2 separate regions of the Homo sapiens genome follow, and region 2 is linked to region 1. The links are chromatin contacts, found by Hi-C or POLR2A ChIA-PET in ENCODE. All regions are on one chromosome and are shown on one strand. The core of a region is the stretch at or near the end of the contact, and the rest is flanking DNA. Distances in the headings are between cores, read along the strand shown. Region 1 has its middle 21 kb from the start of RIN2. Region 2 overlaps RIN2 (Ras and Rab interactor 2).

What was found. A loop is a pair of places that touch in the nucleus more often than their neighbours do. ChIA-PET counts read pairs that join two places held with the same protein, here RNA polymerase II (POLR2A). Pooled maps may share reads with other maps.
Region 2: a loop to region 1 is called in a pooled map, with 13 times the contacts of the local background. The contact joins two enhancer-like sites. A Hi-C loop is called at or near these places in 1 of 37 single-sample maps with no recorded cell type and 8 of 50 pooled maps. POLR2A ChIA-PET finds 5 or more read pairs at or near these places in 4 of 52 experiments (MCF 10A, PC-9, activated CD8-positive, alpha-beta memory T cell and 1 more).

What each region holds. Positions count from the first base shown.
Region 1 is chr20:19,734,731-19,739,879 of GRCh38, reverse strand. No RefSeq gene overlaps it. Among named protein-coding and RNA genes, the nearest start is that of RIN2, 21 kb to the left of the region's middle. Within about 2 kb of position 2,664, at least 8 of the 41 ENCODE cell types and tissues checked have a DNase peak (open chromatin) inside an H3K27ac peak, as active enhancers do.
Region 2 is chr20:19,942,491-19,947,639 of GRCh38, reverse strand. The region is part of intron 4 of RIN2 (Ras and Rab interactor 2); the gene reads right to left. Among named protein-coding and RNA genes, the nearest start is that of NAA20, 72 kb to the left of the region's middle. Within about 2 kb of position 2,404, at least 8 of the 41 ENCODE cell types and tissues checked have a DNase peak (open chromatin) inside an H3K27ac peak, as active enhancers do.

The sequences.
Region 1 (5,149 bases), core at 1,415-3,914:
GCTCACTGGGCAAATGAATGCTGAGAACAATGGCTTGCTCAAGCTAGAAACTCCCTTGGGGGAACATTTGATGCCCACACAGCAGAGTGGGAAATGGGCCACTGTCTGCCCCAGTTCCCACATGCTTTGTGTCCCTACTCACCTTCCAGATGTCCAAAGGCTGGAACCATGATCGTCCCATCCATCCGGAGGGTGTCTGCCCCTGTCTCACCCCAGCTCCAGCTCCTTCCAAAGGATCCCGGTCCTCCTTGGAGCTGATGTTTCCTAGAGAGAGCCCGCTCCCCTATCTGCCTCTGGCCTGTGCCCTTGGCTATCCTATGTAAGAGCGCATGGCAGCAGAAGCTGCAGAAGCTTTCATCTCTCTTGTGCTTCCCATCCCCACTAGACGGCATCCCTGCCGCCTGGTCTCAGCCCCATCCCCCAAACCCGTGGCCAGCCTCAGCCTTTGGCAGAATCACAGAGGGATCTGATCCCATCCTGGGGGTTGGAGGGCGTATGTGTGTGTAACGCTGGGCAGTGGTTTTGTGGTCCTGGCATCTCCAGGTGCTACCTAATATGGATCTCCCACGGAAATGCTTTTTCAGTGGTAGCAAAAGCAGAGAGTTCTGTTTGTCCTGTTTATAGCATGGCCCCACCCTGGAAATAGACACAGAGGGCTTAAACAGGATTGTAAAATATTCTCACCTTTATCGATAGTCATAACTCTTTCTTGTAAGTAGTTCAGCTCAAATTACAAAGACTTGGTGCATCCATCAACTTGGGATGGTTTCAGGTTAGGATCTGAATCACCACTGTGCTCATTTCCCAGGGCTGCTGTCACAAATTACCACAAATCTGATGGCTTAAAACAACAGAGCCATTTTCACTTACAGCTCTGGAGGCCAGAAGTCCGTAATCAGTCCGGGTTGTTTTCTTCTTGGGGCTCACGGGGAGGACCTGTTCCATTCTCTCCTAGCTTCCGGCGATGGCTGGCAGTCCTTGGCATTCCTCGGCTTGTGGCAGCATCACTCCACTCTCGGCCTCCGAGGTCACCTGGCGTTCTCTCTCTGTGTCTGTGGCCACATTTCCCTCTTCTTTTTATTATTTACTTCTATTTATTTATTTATTTATTTTGAGACGGAGTTTTGCTCTTGTTGCCCAGGCTGGAGTGCAATGGTGCGATCTTAACTCAGTGCAACCTCTGCCTCCCAGGTTCAAGCACTCCTCCTGCCTCAGCCCCTCGAGTAGCTGGGATTACAGGCATACGCCACCAGGCCTGGCTAATTTTTGCATTTTTAGTAGAGACGGGGTTTCACCATGTTGGCCAGGCTGGTCTTGAACTTCTGACCTCAGCTGATCCACCCGCCCCAGCCTCTCAAAATGCTGGGATTACAGGCGTGAGCCACCGTGCCCGGCCCATGTTTCCCTCTTCTTGAAGGGGCACCAGTCATTGGATTAGCGCTTACCCCAATCCCCTATGACCTCATCTTAACTTGATCATATTTGCAAAGTCCCTATTTCCAAAGAAGGTCACATTCACAGGTTCTGAGGGATGGGACTTTAACATAAATTTTTTTTGGAGGGGGGACAATTCAACCCAGAATAGTTATCAAAGTAAATTAAAAGATAATTAAACACTAAAATGTGATACATATTATTATTCTTTCAGCAACAGTGTTGTGAAATTTTCTTAGGCTCACAAATAGCCACTTTTTAAAATACACAAACACTGGTTTAAAAATACTCAGATTACTGAAAAATGGAAAAGTAAGTGCTTTCACCTCTCTTAAACTACTAATTAGTGCATGCAAGAAGAAAAAGAGTCATAAAGGCAAATACTCCTCTATAATAAGTGGCAAAACAAATATAGAGAAATCAGGTTCATATAAGCATGAAACAAATCAGTTTATATCTCTTTAAAAAGAATAACCAAAGTTTGTCTTTGCTGCATCTGCTTTAAAGGTAAAAAATTTCATTAAGAAGAGAGATAATATTTGAAGATAACTTTTATTTTCAAAATTCTTTAATTTCTTTCTTTTTTAAACTGTAGAGTCCCAAAGAACAGAAATGGACAATACAGCATGTGGGTTTTTTTTTTTCAATTTTACACTGTTTTGTATATGTATGACACTTAGAGAAACATCAGAGAACTTTTAATTCTACTGATAAATGAAACAGAAAACTTTTAATTCAGCACAGGAAAACATTCCTGCTTCAGCCTGACCTATTTGCAGAACACACTCAGCTCATTTTTCCTGTATACTTTCCTGCAGCTTTGAGTGAAATGTAGCACCAAGGAGAAAGAAGAAAGGCATGTTTAGATGAAAGGAATTTAGCTGCCTGCATTGTTTCTTTGAATTAATATCTTACCCTGTACATAAGTATACAGTATAAGGCTGATACTTTGAAGTATAGGATTTCAAAAGGGGACATTTTAGGAAGGACAAAGGCTTTTAACGAAATTTCCAGGAAACTAAAGGCATTTCAGGCCTGCTTAGCTGAAGCACTTGTGAACATGCATGTATGACGAATGATTTCAATTGAAACCAGCACGAGTTTCACACAATTACCCAACACTTGGAAATAAAGACAAGAGAGGGTTAAGGTTAGGGTTAAGGTTAGTTTCTCCTTTCAGTGGCATACTGAAACATTGCTCAACAGACGCACCCAAGGATTGTTGTGTGAACTAAGGGAGTGCACCTCTGACTCACTCTTTACTGTTGATGGAGGACTCACACTTTATGAAGTTACACTTCAACATGTGTATCTTGTCTGGGAAAGGCAAATCATTTGAATCAGGTAATGAAGACTGCGAGAGGTTATGAGTGTGGTTGCATTGGAGCTCATTCATTAGTCTCAAATCTAGCACTCTTCACAGTCTTTGTATATACCTATACATCCTGATGTCCTCAACATGCTTTTTGAGCTACATTTACCATCTTACTGATTAATGTGTTAATAAGCTAATAAATCTAAACCTACACTCATTTTAGTTTTCCATGAGAGTAGTCTTGGAAAGATTTTTGAGCATTGTGCTTTCACACAATTTTGGACTTTTTATCTGTATCCTTGTTTTGGTGGTGGACTATAAGAGGTTATGCTATTTTTTATTTCTTGCTAGTTTCTTTTTTTAGAGATAGGGTCTCACACTGTCACCCAGGCTGGAATGCAGTGGTACGATCATAGCTCACTGCAACCTCGAACTCCTGAGCATAAGTGATCCTTCTGCCTGAGCCTCCCAAGTAGCCAGAACTACACTACAGGTGCATGCCACCATGGCTGGCTAATTTTTAAATTTTCTGTAGAGATAGGGTCTTGCTATGTTGCCCAGGCTGGTCTCCAAAGCCTGGCCTCAAATAATCCTCTGGCTTTGACCTTCCAAAGCACTGGGATTACAAAGGTGAAAAACCGTACCCAACATATAAAAGGTTATTAAGGCCGAGCACGGTGGCTCACTCCTATAATTCCAGAACTTTGGGAGGCTGAGGTGGGCAGATCACTAGAGGTCAAGAGTTCGAGACCATCCTGGCCAACATGGTGAAACCCTGTCTCTACTAAAAATACAAAAATTAGCCGAGCATGGTGGCGCGTGCCTGTAGTCCCAGTTACTCAGGAGGCTGAGGCAGGAGAATCGCTTGAACCCAGGAGGCAGAGCTTGCAGTGAGCCGAGATCGAGCCACTGCACTCCAGCCTGGCGACAGAGCAAGACTCCATCTCAAAAAAAAAAAAAAAAGTTATTAATAAAAGCACCAAGGGTGTGTTTTCTTGTGTCAGGCTCTTGTTAGTCCTGGGAAGAGGCCACAGACCAAAACTCCTCACTGCCCTGTCGTTATCTGTATGTAGAATAAAATGAAATGCCAGAATAAAATGCCTCATTTGGTTTCATCTGGATTTTTTTTTGCAAATGAAATTCTGTAATGATGGCCTGAGCAGATGTGAAAGGGGCATTTAGAACCAATTCCCAGTTGTTTTGTTTTATATTTGGATTGGGGTGCAAAATGGGCAAGAGAGAGTTGGGCTGTAGTAAAGGCAACACGAGGTCCCAAGGAAAGGAAAATTTAACCTGAAGGAAAATTCAGGGACTGTGTGAACTAAAATCCAAAATTTGTCATGCAGAGAGCTGTGATTAATTTCTTTCACAAGCTGCAGAAGAACAGATTTCCATTCTCGCTCACACAATTGAACTTGGTAATGCCTACACAACAGATGACTACTGCTACTCCCCTGGGCAAAGAAATTATCCCCGCCTCTGGTGCCCTGTGGGCTGAGTCATCTGCTCCTCCACTTCCTGGCTGTGTTTGCTCCTGGCGTCAAATCTTGCTGCTATCCAGCTGGGTTCCAATGATTATTTCAAAATTAACAGCCTAATGTCGTCCCGATGGGACCCGTCCCCACACTTATTACAAAAAATTGCTGTTACATAAACCACTTTTTTCCTTGTCCTATTTTCTGCCCCCTTTTTTAAATGTGTTGAGTTTCTTGGTTGAGGTTTTTTTTTGTTTTTTGTCCCCCATTCCCTTAGCCCCTTATCTTGCAAGTAAAGCACAGTGTCGCAGGGCTACAGGCCTGTTTTGTTTGTCAGTACAGCTTAGGAACTTTCTATACTAGCAAGATATCTGATGTGAGTCCCCTTCTAAAGAAACAACTGGAATGAATTTGAAAATCAAGTAGGAAACACCTTGAGTTAAATCTTTATCTTTTAATTGAGCTCTCTAGTTTCTCCTCTGCCCCATCAAAACAAAGGCTTATTGGAACTAAAAGATGACCCTTTTGCCCTTTAAACTGTACCAATCTATCCCCAGTTTCAAATGTGTTGCTCTCCATAACTCTTGTCTGTCCACATTTGGCAAGTCTTGTAATACACACGGATACCCTTGACTTAATATAGAGTGACCTCCTGGACAAGGCTTCTGTGCAACCTGCTTCTTGTCTTCTGAAGAGCAGAGCAGAGAGCTACTGGCAGCTCATCTCACACTTGACTATTCACAGAAATCACCTGGGGATCTTGTTAAAATGCAGGCTCTAGTTCAGGAGGTCTGGATGGGGCCTGAGAGTCTGCATTTCTAACAAGTTCCCCAGTGATGCTGTTGCTCATGCTGCTGGCTCTGGGACTATCCTTTGAGAACCGTTGCTCTGAAGCATCCCGTCTGTTTCAGGGCAGACGGCCTCA
Region 2 (5,149 bases), core at 1,155-3,654, 210 kb before region 1:
TGTTTACATGGTAAGTGTTTAATAAGTGGTTACAGAATGAAGACAATGGGCTAATTATCATGTGATAAGTTCTTATCAATAAACAAAAACAACAACAAAAGCAGAACTCAGGTTCCATATTACTTTTGACTCTGACTAAATTATGGTTTAAGATTCATTACCTTGTTTGTCTCCCAAACATAAAGAACTGTAGTTTTGCTACTAAGTGGAAAACTCAAAAACAAAATAAAGCTCTAATGGTGGAAAAGTGTAGGTTAATTTTGATATTTAAATTTTTAATTTTAAAAAATACTTTTTTAGAGATGGGGTCTTGCTGTGTTTCCCAGGCTGGTCTCAAACTCCTGGCCTTAAGTGATCCTCCTGCCTCAGCCTCAGCTTCCTGAGTAGCTGGGGCTACAGGCACAAGCCACCATGCCTAGCCCAATTTTGATATTTTGTAATATCTCAATGTTGTTAGAAACTGACAATGTTTCCCAAAAAGTGATGGATACATCAAGGTAATCCATGGAGGCATGGTTTTAATTTTAATGGCCATTACTTATTTTAATGGTTATATGTATTCAGTGTGTTTCCTAATTATGGTAAAGATACTGAATTTGCTTTTTTTTTTTTTTTTTAAGACAGTCTGACACCCAGGCTGGAGTGCAGTGGTACGATCTCGGCTCACTGCAACCTCCACCTCCTGGGTTCGAGCAATTCTCCCGCCTCAGCCTCCTGAGTAGCTGGGACTTTAGGCGTGCGCCACCACGTCCAGCTAATTTTTGTATTTTTAGTAGAGACAGAGTTTTGCTATGTTGGCCAGGCTGGTCTCGAACTCCTGACATCAGGTGATCCACCCACCTCGGCCTCCCAAAGTGCTGGGATTATAGGTGTGAGCCACCGCACCCAGCTGAATTTGCTTTTCCCTTTTTTTTTTTTTTTTTTTTGAGATAGAATCTTGCTCTGTCACCCAGGGCTGGAGTGCAGTGGTGACACAATCTCGGCTTACTGCAACCTCTGTCTCCCAGGTTCAGACAATTCTTGTGCCTCAACCTCCCGAGCAGCTAGGCAAGCGCCACCATGCCAGACTAATATGTGCATTTTTAGTAGAGACGGGGTTTCGCCATGTTGGCCATGCTGGTCTCGAACTCCTGGTCTCAATCAATCCTCCCACCTTGGCCTCTCAAAGTGGTGCTGGGATTCCAGGTGTGAACCCCGGCGCCGGCCTGGGAAGATCATCCTGTAGATACATCTACATGCTGTTGCTCAGCTTCCTCATTACTGAGTTCAAGCTACTTGGAATGTCTCCTGCCATATCTGGCTCCTACCTACCTACCTGTCAAACTGGGTTCAAATCCTCATCCCTTATCTCTTTCAGCTGCAAGTAATCTGTGGCCCATCACATTCCTTCCCTACTGTCCCCACACCTCCAGGGCCCCTACCCCATTCCACTCTGGTCAGACTTCTCTCCCTTACTAGCCTGGCCTCATCCCCAGCCCATATTCAGGCCTAGCCCTGTGCAGGAATTAATAAAAGGTCTGCTTTAGGCATGACCAGGGGCCTGAGGAGGAGGTGATCTGCAGACAGCAAGGTTTACGGAAGAGGAGGAGCTTAGCGGGCAGGGAGAAATATTCTTAGGGGCACTGGGCAGTTTCTTTCTGAGGCCCCCTAACAAATAGAATCCGCTGCTCAGCTCCAGCCTCAGGAGACAAAGCGTTCTTGTTTCTGTGCTTATCAGGAAATGGGCGGCAAAAATCACCACAGCTACCAAGAGCCACCTGGCCTTTGGCCATCTCTGGGGCAAGAAAAGGAGGCAGCTCCAATCCTTCCAGAAAAACAAATCCTTCCTTATTGCTCATTAATTTCTCCCATGGACACCCCTTCTAAGCTCAAGTCAACTAGCAAGGAGTGGGCTTTGAGTGGCTTTGGTTGTAAAAGTCAATGATGTTCCTGCAGTCTACATAGTGAAAAAAAAAATGATAAGAAAGATAAAAAGAAAAGTCAGTGATGAGCTTTAGTGTAGAATTACAATAATTCTATGCCCACCAATACCAGACATTGGAGACCAGTGCTCCATCCAAGGTCTCCAAATACAGAATGCTTTATTCCAGCACGGAGAATGAGATTTAGGATTCCAACAAAAGTGGCCTGCTGAGTGCAGGAGAAAGTAGAGGGTAGACAGTCCTGGCAGGAAAGTGCTCTTGGATAAAGGCAGGTGCAGTGCATGAGGTCTGAAGAAACCCCAGTGGGAACCCCACACACAGCTTCAGGGGCTTTCACATTCAGTCATCAATTTATCCGGAATCAAAGCCACCCACCTCCTGCCCATGTGAGTGCACTGAAATCACAATGCTATTTTTGGTAAGGCATGTCATAGTTTCAATGGAATCAACCCTGATTCTAGTCTCCCTCAGCCTCCTAATCTTCAGCGGTTAGGTGGAAAGAGGACTCCAAGTCAGACTTGAATCAGAGCCTCAGCACTGCCCCTTCATCACTGTGAGGCCTGCACCCATTACCATGCACTGTTTAATCTCAGTTTCCCTGTGTCTAAAAATGGATTCTTGCTGAAAAAAGGAATCTGTTAGCAAAACAAATAAACAGAACCTGAAAAGAACTTCTGATTCTAAGTGCCTGGACTGTCTTTGAAACTATGAGTAATGGTTCCGCTCCATGGGAGTTTTCAGGATGACTTCTTACCGTCTTCTAATTTTTGGATAGTCACAAAAAGAAAGCAAGGCAATGTGTTTCCATTCTAGGACTGACAAATCCTGTGGTATTAACACAACTCTGGAGCTTGTTTTGGCAGCATTTCATGTGACCTGGGAGAAAGCAAAACCCCAAAGCTTCTACAGGCCAGCTTCCAGCAGGTCCTGGAAGCAGGAGAGTTCTCCATCTACCATTAGTGTCTAGGCTCAACCTGGACTCTGGTATTGCCATCCTCAACTTTCAGATGGAAAAAGAAAAAAAAAAGCCACTTCTCTTGATATTTTTGTGTTAAAATTTCCATGTATATCATGCTTCTCCAGGAGCTTCCCTTCAGCTGCATGCCAGACTAAAATCTTTTTCCAGGCTGTTGTCTTAACCAGCTGCAATGGCAAGAAAGATACACCCTGGGATGTGGCATTGCCGGAGGGCCCAGGCTTCTAGCTACAAGAGGCCAATGCAGGGGTCATCTTATGAATCAAGGATGAGACAGAAGTCAAGAGTCTTGTGCCCACCATGGTCCTGATCTTGGGGCAGTAGATCCTTGACCATGTATCAAAAGGAACACAAATATACACCTCAAATGCCAAGCTGCAGCCAAGATGCCTGGATAGGTGGGAGATGAAGCCAGGACTTAGCGGGGTTGGGAGAAGAGAGGTGGTGGGTCTGGGATCAACAACTTGTGGAAGAATATTAGTACCAGAGGCCCCTTATGTAGAGAGACAGAAAATAATGGCCCATACTGAAGATATCTATCAACTAAAAATCTTTGGCACAGGACAAATTCCAATTTGTGTTAAAGACATACACACACACAGAGCAAACAAAAAATTCCCAGAAAAACTTCAACTTCAAAAATACATAGAAGTTGATATCCAATGATTTCTTAACACCTTCAGACATAAAAATATTTCTTTAGAATTTTGAAGTTCAGAACTTGAGTCTAGTTATAGGTAAAAAAAAAAAAAAAAAAAAAAAAAAAGGATATTGAAATGGAATTAAACATGTCTCTGTAATATTCTATTAGTCTGGAGAAGAAGGGAAACCCCAATCCATTATTCTGGACACGGCAGGACCCTGGCCTGGCTAACACAGTTGACAGCATGGAAATTGCCAGGTGAGCAGAAGAAACCTTTTACCCACCACCCAGCATGGGAAGAGTGGTGGGCAGAGAGGCATGGGGAAATGGATTGTCTTAGAAGGACCCCTGCATATTTAGCCAAGTTTTAAGGGCTATCAGAGGCCATCCAGTTTATCTCCTTATTTGAGATCAAAATGCTAGAAATTGATAAAACTGGTCCTAGGTCCAGTTTTCCGACTTAGGGAGTTTCCCTAGAGCAAGCAAGTTCATACTTAATTCCTCAAGGCCTTTTTTTGTCCCATTAAACTCTAAAAGGAAAAAGAATCACTAGCATATTTGGGGTTACAGATTTTATTCCTCCATGGCGAAGGGCTGCTGCTTTTTGAGGGTGGAGCCCCAACTTCCTCAAAAAAGATTTGTAAGAGCATGTCACAGTAGGACTATTCTGAAAAACCTTTAGGGCCTTTGGTAATTTTTAAGTTCTATCAACTGAGGCCCAGCAGAAGAGGACACAGAAATGGGAACAAAAGCTCATGTCTGCCTCCAGGGAGACGCTGCCATTTCGGGAGGTAAGAAAAAGTGGTAGCTGTTTTGCCCAGGAACTTCCTCTGGTTGACTCTCCAGCTAGAGATGAGAAGGCCAGATACAGAGCGAATGCTGGCAGAGGCTTTCATTTGTTCCTGTAAAAATAAGAAAGAGGAACAAAGAACCTGTTGTCCTGGTTGCCCTTGGAGCTGAAAACAGGCAGAAGAAGGAGCCAGGCGGGCTCCAGTCTTGGTCCCGATGCCCTTCAAGCCCGGGGCATGCACCCTGCTTCACGGAAAGGCAAGTGTTCCATGGATTGGCAGTTTCTAGTATTTAATTGCTCTGGGTTACACTGGTGTTATTTCCTAGCAGATGAATTCTAACTAAGCAGATATTTTATGGCAGAACCAATTGCCAATATAGCAGCAATGCAAAGCCTACAGAGCACAAAATAGCTCCAATTCTGGAGTATGCTGCTGGTGACATTGTGTGGCCAAGGTCAAAATAGCTCCAACTCTGGAGTATGCTGCTGGTGACATTGTGTGGCCAAGGTTTACTGTAAACAGATAAGCTAGCCACTACATTGGAAGGTGCTACCCGTCAACAAAAACAGAATCAATTTCTAGGAAACTGCATTTCTAGGATGATCAAAAACACCTTGTAGGTCAGTGAAAAATCATGCATGATCTACCATTTAAATGGATTGTCATGCAAAAACATCAGAAGGATACACATCAAAGCAAAGAATTAAATCAGCCAACCCAACAAACAATCAAAAATGATTCTATCTTGGAGTGGGGGTGGGGTCGGGGTCAGGGTGTTGTTTATTTTTATTTTCTGCATTGTGCTTTTTCCACCATG